Regions from separate parts of the Homo sapiens genome. Here region 2 is linked to region 1. Evidence: chromatin loops called from intact Hi-C (ENCODE). Cell type or tissue: gastrocnemius medialis. All regions are shown on one strand. Each heading gives the region's core, and the rest is flanking DNA. Links, peaks and the distances in the headings are about the cores only. Region 1 has its middle 17 kb from the start of LINC02771. Region 2 has its middle 85 kb from the start of MIR3122.

What was found. Peaks named below come from ENCODE experiments on the same cell type or tissue, not always from the same donor. Only the 100,000 strongest peaks of a DNase experiment are listed, where the experiment ranks them.
Region 2: a loop joins it to region 1, with 5 times the contacts of the local background. A loop is called at or near these places in 1 of 110 quality-filtered maps.

The regions. Positions count from the first base shown.
Region 1 is chr1:212,453,752-212,458,142 of GRCh38, forward strand. No RefSeq gene overlaps it. Among named protein-coding and RNA genes, the nearest start is that of LINC02771, 17 kb to the right of the region's middle. RefSeq lists an enhancer at 1-29. In gastrocnemius medialis, for the core only: CTCF peaks have their summits at 2,319 (motif pointing left) and 4,195 (motif pointing right); DNase peaks (open chromatin) are centred at 2,300, 2,609 and 4,167; H3K4me3 peaks cover 293 bases; H3K27ac peaks cover 1,132 bases.
Region 2 is chr1:212,160,069-212,164,459 of GRCh38, forward strand. No RefSeq gene overlaps it. Among named protein-coding and RNA genes, the nearest start is that of MIR3122, 85 kb to the left of the region's middle. RefSeq lists an enhancer at 1,165-1,274. In gastrocnemius medialis, for the core only: no CTCF peak of the experiment used is centred there; a DNase peak (open chromatin) is centred at 2,673; H3K27ac peaks cover 3,269 bases.

The sequences.
Region 1 (4,391 bases), core at 305-4,304:
CAGCTGAGACACTAAGCGGGGCTGGAGGCAGAACCTGGAGCGAGTGTGACCCTGAGGTGTCAGGGAGCGGAAGCCTAAGGTCTCCAGTGGGTGGCTGGTGGGTGCAGCTATTTCAGAGTAGCCTGATCAGCCAGGCTGCTGCTGTCTTTTCCCTGTGTGTGAGCCAGGCTTTTGCTCCCCTGCTGTCCCCCCGCCCCCTTGGCTGCAGTTACCTCTACCCTGTCCTTGCCTCTCCCAGCTGAAGCCTACTTCCTGCCTCACTGCCCCTGCCCCTGCCTCTTGTCCAAGTCGGTGCTGATGGTCATTGCAATAGCGGCACTGGGCTAGCATGAGCCAGGTGCTGGCATGCCATGTTTGCGGCTTAATTTATTCTCTTCAAGGTGGTACTAACATTTGGTTGGGTCTTAGGAAGCATAAGTAACTTGCAAGGGAAACTACACCTCTGACAACTGAGAGGTGCTGGAGCTGAGATTCCAAGGCAAGTCTTCCTTCCAGCCTGGCCACTTTCCATTCTGCCCTGTTGTGCTTCAAGATCGAGCCTTCCAGGGAGCTCCACCCCAGGGCCATTGGAATTAGGATGTGGCATGCCGAGCTGGTGGCAGAGACTCTAAAATCATAGCCAGGGAAGGTACCTGGAGGTCCTGTGGAGAGAGACTCTACTTCTGTGTGTGTGTGTGTGTGTATGTGTGTGTCTGTCTGTCTCTCTGTCTCCCAGGCTGGAGTGCAATGGTGCAAACTGCAACCTCTGCCTCCTGGGTTCAAGTGATTCTCCTGCCTCAGCCTCCCAAGTAGCTGGGATTACAGGCACCTGCCACCACACCCGGCTAATTTTTTTACTTTTAGTAAAGACAGAGTTTCACTATGTTGGCCAGGGTGGTCTTGAACTCCTGATCTCAAGTAATCCTCCTGCCTCGGCCTGCCAAAGTGCTGGGATTGTAGGCATGTGCCACTACACCTGGCCTTGTTTTGCTTTTTTTTTTTTTTTTTTTTTTTAACACATAGTTTAATCCTTTAGTTAACAAGTATTTCTTGTGCTCTAGTCTTCACAGAATTCTGTGGTGAACAAGACCTGCTGTCATTTGAGAGAGGCTCTCTCGGACTAAGGATGTGTGATACAGGCTCAGGGTACTAAGCCCCATGGCATCACCCAGAGGGAGGTCGTGGGACCCAGGCCCACCTGTGGGAGCTCAGAGCCTGCTGGTGGCAGCTGCAAGCCACCCCAAAGATAGGAGAGGTCATAGTGGCTGTGGTGGCCGGTGATGCCCACCTGGAGGCCATGTGAGCTGTGGCTGGGACTCCCTTGTCTAATCTCCCCCATATTTCTGGATTTGGCCTCCACATTGAGGAATCTCTTACTACTCAGGATCCCTGAAATACATCTGTTGCCTTCCTGCCTGAGCCCTCTCACTTCTTCCCCTTTCCCGTTTATCCATGACCCTCCCCTTAACTGTCACTCATAACCTCTGTCTGATTCACACCACTGCACTCTCTCTGCCATTCCTTCAAAGATCAAGCAGTTTCCTTCTGTTAAACAAAATGTATGGGAGGCCATTATTTGGACTGACCTCCTGCATTAGGGTCCAACAGACCCATCCAAAATGGAGTCACTCACACTAAGGTTCCGCACCACGAAACCAAAAACGAAGCTGTTTACTTGGATCTGAGCTTCTGAGAAATCAGGAGAGAGTTGATAGTCATATCCCATTAGGCTAACAAGATCCTCAATAAGGAAAGTAACTTTGAAACGGCCAATCTGCATCTTATTTCTTGTTTTGGCTTTCTTCAGCCTTTTCTGCCTATAAGCTCAGCCCTTAGCTCAGCTCATGGGAGTTCCTTTTTATTTTGTAGACTGGATACTGCCCAGTTCATGAATTGCTAATAAAGGCAAACTAGACCTTTACAGCTCAATTTATTGAAATTTTGTTATTTGATACGTCCCACAATTTAACAATTGCACCTGATTTCACATATCCATTAATCAACAAAGGAGATGCATATTTCTTGCTTATTATATGTCCAGCACTGCCCTAGGTCCTGGTTTTGGGGTGAGGTGGGAGGAAGGATCGATTAAAATAAATGCAGGAACCTGCTCTGCTCTTAAGGGTCCCCAAAGAGGAGAGCAGTGGGCTGAGTTGCAAAGTGGTTTCTCTAGGACCAGGAGCTGTGGAGATCCACAGGGATCCCAGCCACAGAGTCCCCAGCAAGGCAGGCTTGGGGTAGGAGCTTGCTGAAGGGTGTTGGTTTTTTCTTGGACACTTCTGTCCTGGTCCGACCCACCAGCAGCTGCCTGCATGGGACGACAGTGCCCCCTGGTGGTCAATTCCGGGAACTCTCCAGCAGCTGTTTTGTAAAGCCCAGAGGATTAAGCTCCCTCAAGAACTTCTATTTTTGGTTCCCAGTATTTCCATAATGAAATGCTAACAGAAGCAGCCAAATGGCTTCCCAAAGGACCTGAAAGCTGCACTGCCGAACTCCTGTGTTCTCCAGCTCTCTGCTTCCCAGGGGTCAGATCTGCTGTTGGTTCTCAGGGGCAGTTCTCTGTTCCATACGGTTTAATTAAAGGGTCCCAGGGAGAGCAACTATATGTTTGCCTTGCCGAGTCTGACCTCAGGCTGTGTGCACATTCAGAGTGACGTGTTGGAAAGAACACTGGATCCAGGATCAGGAGGCTCATCCCACGCCAGCCGCTAAGTAGCTGTGAGATAATAATTTCAATAATAGCTACATTTTATTCAGTATTTACTCTGAGCCAGACATTGCACCAAGAGCTTCACATACATTGTTGACTTTGATCCTCACAACAAGCCTGTGAGATTGATACTGCTGTCATCTCCAGAAATCGAGGCAGAGAGAAGTCAAGTAACTTGGCCAAGATCATACAGTATGTGGCAGAGTTAGGACTTGAGTTCATGTTTCTGGGCATCCACTATGCTACACTGAACTGTGGAACTCAAAGAATCGGAAACTAGTGGTAGTGTCCAGACACTGATGTTTTTAAATGTTCCCCAGGTGATGGTGATGTGGAGCCACCTTTGTAATCTATAGGGTCCCACCAGCTATAACACTCAATGAGCCCCATGCCTTCCAAGAAGCAGAGGTGAAGTTGGGATGAGGGGAGAAGCCTGGGTTCAGGCCCTAATCTCCATGGATGTACAGGGCTGAACAGAGTCACAAGCACAGCAGAAACACCATGATGGCAGAGCAGTCATCCTGCCTGCTGTCCTCTTTATCTGGAGATGGTTTGTAGGACAGGAGAGCAATTGCCTTCCACAACATTCCTCAGAGTTCGTTATGTCGCATACACCCCAATCTACAGATCCATCACCTGTCCATTTATCTCAATGCCTCTAGAGCCATTTTCTATTTTTTAATAGATTCATTTGACAAACACTTGAGACTTATGATGTGCCAGGCCCTGAGTCTGCAGGGGTGGAAGAAGCTGGCATGGCCCCACTCTTGTGAGTTGGCAATCTAGAGGAGGAGATAGACAGACAGCACATTTTGGAAAAAAAAAAAGCACACTGTGACACATGCTCTGAACGACACAGCAATGCACAGTGGTGGAAAACAATAGGAGAGCAGAGGGACCTAATAAGACAGAATGAGCTGGGATTAAGCAGAGACCAGAAGAATGTGTTTAGTGTGTGCCTCCTGTTGGTAAATGAGCTCTGTTGTGTTCACTACACACTGGGCAGTTTGGTGCAGAGCTTGCTTTTCCCTGGGCCTCTACTGGAGTCCCCTCCAGGAGACATGGGGTGGCTGCTGTTGACATTTTCTCCCTGAAAGCCCAGGTATCTCTCCAGAGATGGAGAACTCTGAGCTTCCTTTTTACAGAAAGGACTCAAACTGGTGGCTGTTTGGGGATGGGACGATGATGGGTGATGTTTGAGGCCGGAGTTTCAGAATCAGAAAAGTCTCTGTAGTCAAGGCCTTGAGGTTTGCTGACTTTGCGTGACACCCAAAGCGTAGGACCCACAATCAAATCTGTGGAGAGGGCGCTTGTGGTCCATGTGTAGGTGTATACCTGTGAGCATAGGCAAGTGTGCGTGCACACATGTGTGCATGAGAGCAGGCTCAGGCTTCAGCTCCTGGTCACTCTAGTCCTTCTTCTATTCTCTCTTCTTTGATGGTAGGGCTGGGACTTGGCAAACCACTTTTGGCTTTGGCAGCTGCTTCCTATCGGATTCAGCCAGTAGGGGGTGCTAGAAGGACACTGGAAAGCTGGAGGGAAGCCCTCTTTTTCTTGTTTACTTCTGTTCTTGTAAGCGGCTCCGGTAGTACTTCTTCACCCCGGCAGCAGCAGTTCCTTACCATAGCAGCAGCTAAATTCAGTTTACAATCTTTCTAACACTTGTAGAACTAACTTCACCCCTAATTCAGAGGCCAACACC
Region 2 (4,391 bases), core at 192-4,191, 290 kb before region 1:
ACACGGGAGGCTGAGGCAGGAGAATGGCGTGAACCCGGGAGGCGGAACTTGTAGTGAGCCGAGATTGCGCCACTGCACTCCAGCCTGGGCGACAGAGCCAGACTCCGTCTCAAAAAAATGAAGTAATTAATTTTAAAAAAAAGTCTCTTTTATCCTTTCCAATAATGCTTTGTGGTAGATATTATTTCTTCCACTTCATAGACAAGAAATGTGAGGCTCAGAGAGGATAAATAGCTTGCCCAAGGTCACACAGCTGTGTGTAGATCCAGTTTACAAACTCAGGTTTCTGTTACTCAAAAGTCCACACATCTCAGCTCTGAAGCTGAAGCTGTTTTTCTCTATCGCTGGGCATGTAGTAGGTATTCAGCAAATGACTCCTTTGAAGTAGATTTAGTTCTCATGCTCCTGTACTCTCCATGCATTTCTATTATAACTCTATTCTAGTCCCAAGCACTTGGTAGAATAAATATATTTCATTCATTCCAAACAGGCCTTAAAGTAGGATAATTTTGTGTTTCTGAGTGACAGGGACTATACCCTACCAACTTTTTTTTTTTTTTTTTTTTTGAGACGAGTTTCACTGTTGTTGCCCAGGCTGGAGTGCAATGGCGCGATCTTGGCTCACTGCAACCTTTGCCTTCCAGGCTCAAGCGATTCTCCTGCCTCAGCCCCCCGAGTAGCTGGGATTACAGGCGCCGGCCACCATGCCCTCTTGTTCGTTTGTTTGTTTGTATTTTTAGTAGAGACAGGGTTTCGCCATGTTGGCCAGGCTTGTCTCGAACTCCCGACCTCAGGTGATACACCCGCCTTGACCTTCCAAAGTGCTGGGATTACAGGCGTGAGCCACCGCGCCCGGCCCCCTACCAACTTTTTACCCTAACATACAGTAAGTGTTAACACCTGTGAGTGTGAGTGTGAGTGTGTGAAGGTTAACCTGGAAGCATTGTGCTTGATGGCCTAGAAAGGGAACAAAGAAAATCTTGGCTGCAATGGTCAGGGCTATTTTATTCTTCCCAGTACTAGTAGTGCCTGGCACATTAGAAGTGCTCACACACATTGGCTGAATAAATGAAGAATCCTGCATTCATTCACCCTAGTTCTAGCTGTAACAATAGAATCCTATTCACTCTGGGTAGTTCTAGAGCCAGTTAGAGATATTGTATTGCATTCTGGAGACCCTCCAAGTCCAAGGAATTTCACCGTGTCTACAGAATACCCCTGTCTCCAAAGAAACTACATTTCAGTTCCAAGTAGTTGTACCACAGTCATAAACACAACCACAAAGGAGAAATGGAAACAAACCACCAAAACACTGTGACTGGGAGGCCCAACTCCTCTCAACCACTGAAGAGCAGTTTCTAAACAAACACAAAGGGAATTGTACCTGCTCTGGGTCCTGCCAAAAGAATAGAAAGCAAACCCAAGAAAGTCAGACTGGCACCAAGTGAGAACCCAACAGGGCCAAATAGGAAGCTCACTGGGGGAGGAGAGATGCCAGGATTAGTGGTGGTAGGAGGTTGACCTAATTCCACTGTGTTCAAGGGATATTACTGCCTGGTCCAATGAGTCATACAGCTCAGGCATGTCATATCATTTTAACCACAGATAATAAGAATAACAACCTCCTTTTATTGAGTGATTACTAAGTACCGGCCCTATGCTAAGCACTCTTTACACATTAGCTCACTTTTGCTAAGACTGGGCAGGGAGGTAATCAAGTCGCAGGAGTCATCCAGGTAGGCAAAAGAAATATGAAGGCAAGCGCACCACCAAGGCTGAGGACAGGAAATTTGGATGTTGACAGACAAGTGTCTGCCCCACCTCTAATTCGTTAAGCTGATGATTCCCAAACACACATCGGAGTAAACTGGGAAAGTTTTCAAAAGACAGCTTTCTGAGTCCCCCTCAGACTCACTGAATCAGAATTTCTAAGGACAAGGCCCAGAAATCCATATTTTTATCTATATTTTTAAAATCTATATTTAAAAATCCCAATTTAAAAAAAAAACCACCCTGAATTCACACTTGTGAATATCCCACATACACGTGGGCCCTTAAAGAAAGTGCAGATGCTAAAATAACCCAGGACCCTACATTGGCTTATTCCCAAACTGCTTTCATTTAGTCCCAGCTCTACTGGGTCTCAAATCCATGGCTCTAAAACCCTAGACATTCTTTGGGCCTGTGGACAGGTGTTTCTCAGGCTTTGCATCTGAGTTAGTCCCCAAATCCTTAGGATTAACTTGACTCCTGGGCATTTTGTGCCACTATAGGTGGTTACGTCCTCCCACCCCAGACATTTGCATCTAAACAAGCAGTGCCAGAGCCCTGTTAGTGAGGATGAGTAGGGGACACTTGGACCCAGGATACCAGCAATGAGACCATCATACAGAAGGATGAGTGTCCTGCAAGACCTGGCCCAACTAAAAGCCTCATAGCTATTGCCTGTTAGGGGAGGAATGAGTCTCTTAGCAGTCCCTGAGCACACATTGAAAAAGGATGCAAGTGAGGCGGCGAATGAGGGGTCTGAGCTTGAAGGTAGCCCTAGGACCTCCTCAACAGGCTCCCAGGTTCTGAATCCTGTTCACGAATCTTCCTTCTCCTGCATCAAGAACCATCTCCACCAACCCCCATCTCTGGTCTTTACCACAGGAAAACACCTCTGCTCAATCCTGGCAACCATCCACCACCCACAGACAAAAATAGACCAGCTGGCCTCTGCAAGCACGTTGCTTTCACTGATGAGAAACAAACACCCATTTAGTTTACTTTCTCTTCAAAAGTCCAGGAAGCCTCTTGACAGAAGATACTGGGAAGTTTTAGTGAAGGCCAAGGGCTTAAGTTTTGAAACCTAAACCATTTGACAGGCCCCGTGAAGGTGAAACTTATGGTCACATTGAAGCTCTTGCACTTTGAGTCTCATTTGCTAAATGTAGTAAGGCATTCATCGGGGTCTCTGAGACGCAGAAAAAAATGTAACGACAGTGAGGCATATGTGTGCTTCACGCAAGAAAGAACTTTTTTTTTTTTTTTTTTTTGAGACAGAGTTGCCCTCTTTTACCCAGGCTGGAGTGCAGTGGCACAATCTCAGCTCACTGCAACCTCATCCTTCCAGGTTCAAGCAATTCTCCTGCCTCAGCCTCCCAAGTAGCTGGGATTACAGGCGTGCTCCACGACACCCAGCTAATTTTTGTATTTTTTACAGGGTTTCACCATGTTGGCCAGGCTGGTCTTGAACTCCTAGCCTTGGGTGATTCACCCGCCTCAGCCTCCCAAAGTGCTGGGATTACAGGCATGAGCCACTATGCCCGACATGAAAGAACTTTCTAATGGAGTTGACCATCAGGAGAAGAGTCTGCCTGGGAGATGTGAGATCATTTCCATTGGATGTGACTCTAATTATCTATCAGCCATGCCATAGGTGTGAGGTTGGACCAAGAGAACCTTTAAGATATCTTCCAAGCTCTAACTCTACGACTCTGTAATCATTATCACCATAAACTGGGCACCTTTTCCACAAGGGGCTTGTGTAAAATGTGGAACAATCAACTTGGAAAAGGCCTATTCAAGAATCAGAACTTCTTGTGTTCTGAGGGATATTCCTACAAATCTCCGAGGACATAATAACTTACCAATATATAGTCTAGGAATATTTCTGAATGTTTCAGTCACTGAGAGTCCAGGAAGCCTCTCTTCTGGACAGTGTCTGCTAATTAGCTCCCTTGTTGAAATAGTCTGTATCCACCACCAAACACCCTGAGAGTGCTATCCTTTCCTGATGGATACATTATAGTTTATTTCTGAAATAGTTTATCTCTCAAATCTCTCTCTAACTCACACCTCTCCCCTGCTTAGATTGTTCCAATCAGTTGGACATTTTATTTGTATTTCAAACTACCTACACTTGAATATCTGTTAGACATTTTAAACTGAAAATACCCCAAACTCGTCTTCTGCCACCAAACTTGCTCCTCCCACCAAACTTGCTCCTCCCACAGTCTTGCCTGTTTCAATTAATGGCAACTCTATCCTTTCAATATGCTGGGACAAAAACCTTGGAGTCATTTGCGACTTATTTTACACCTTATAGCCAGTCTTTCAGAAAAACCTGTTGTTCCTACTTTCAAAATATATTCAGATTATGACCACTTCTCATCACCTGCACTGCTGCCACCTGGTCTAAGGCCATGGTTCTCTCTCACCGAGATTACCACAGTAACGTTTTCAACTCATCTCTCTGCTTCCATCTTTCAGTCTTTCTCAGCACAGGATCCAGAGTAGGGTGATGGAAATGTACTATATGGCTATTGTGGTGGTGGTTACATGACTCCATACATTTGTGAAAACTCATCAAATGGTACTCTTAAAATTGACAAATTTTATTATATACA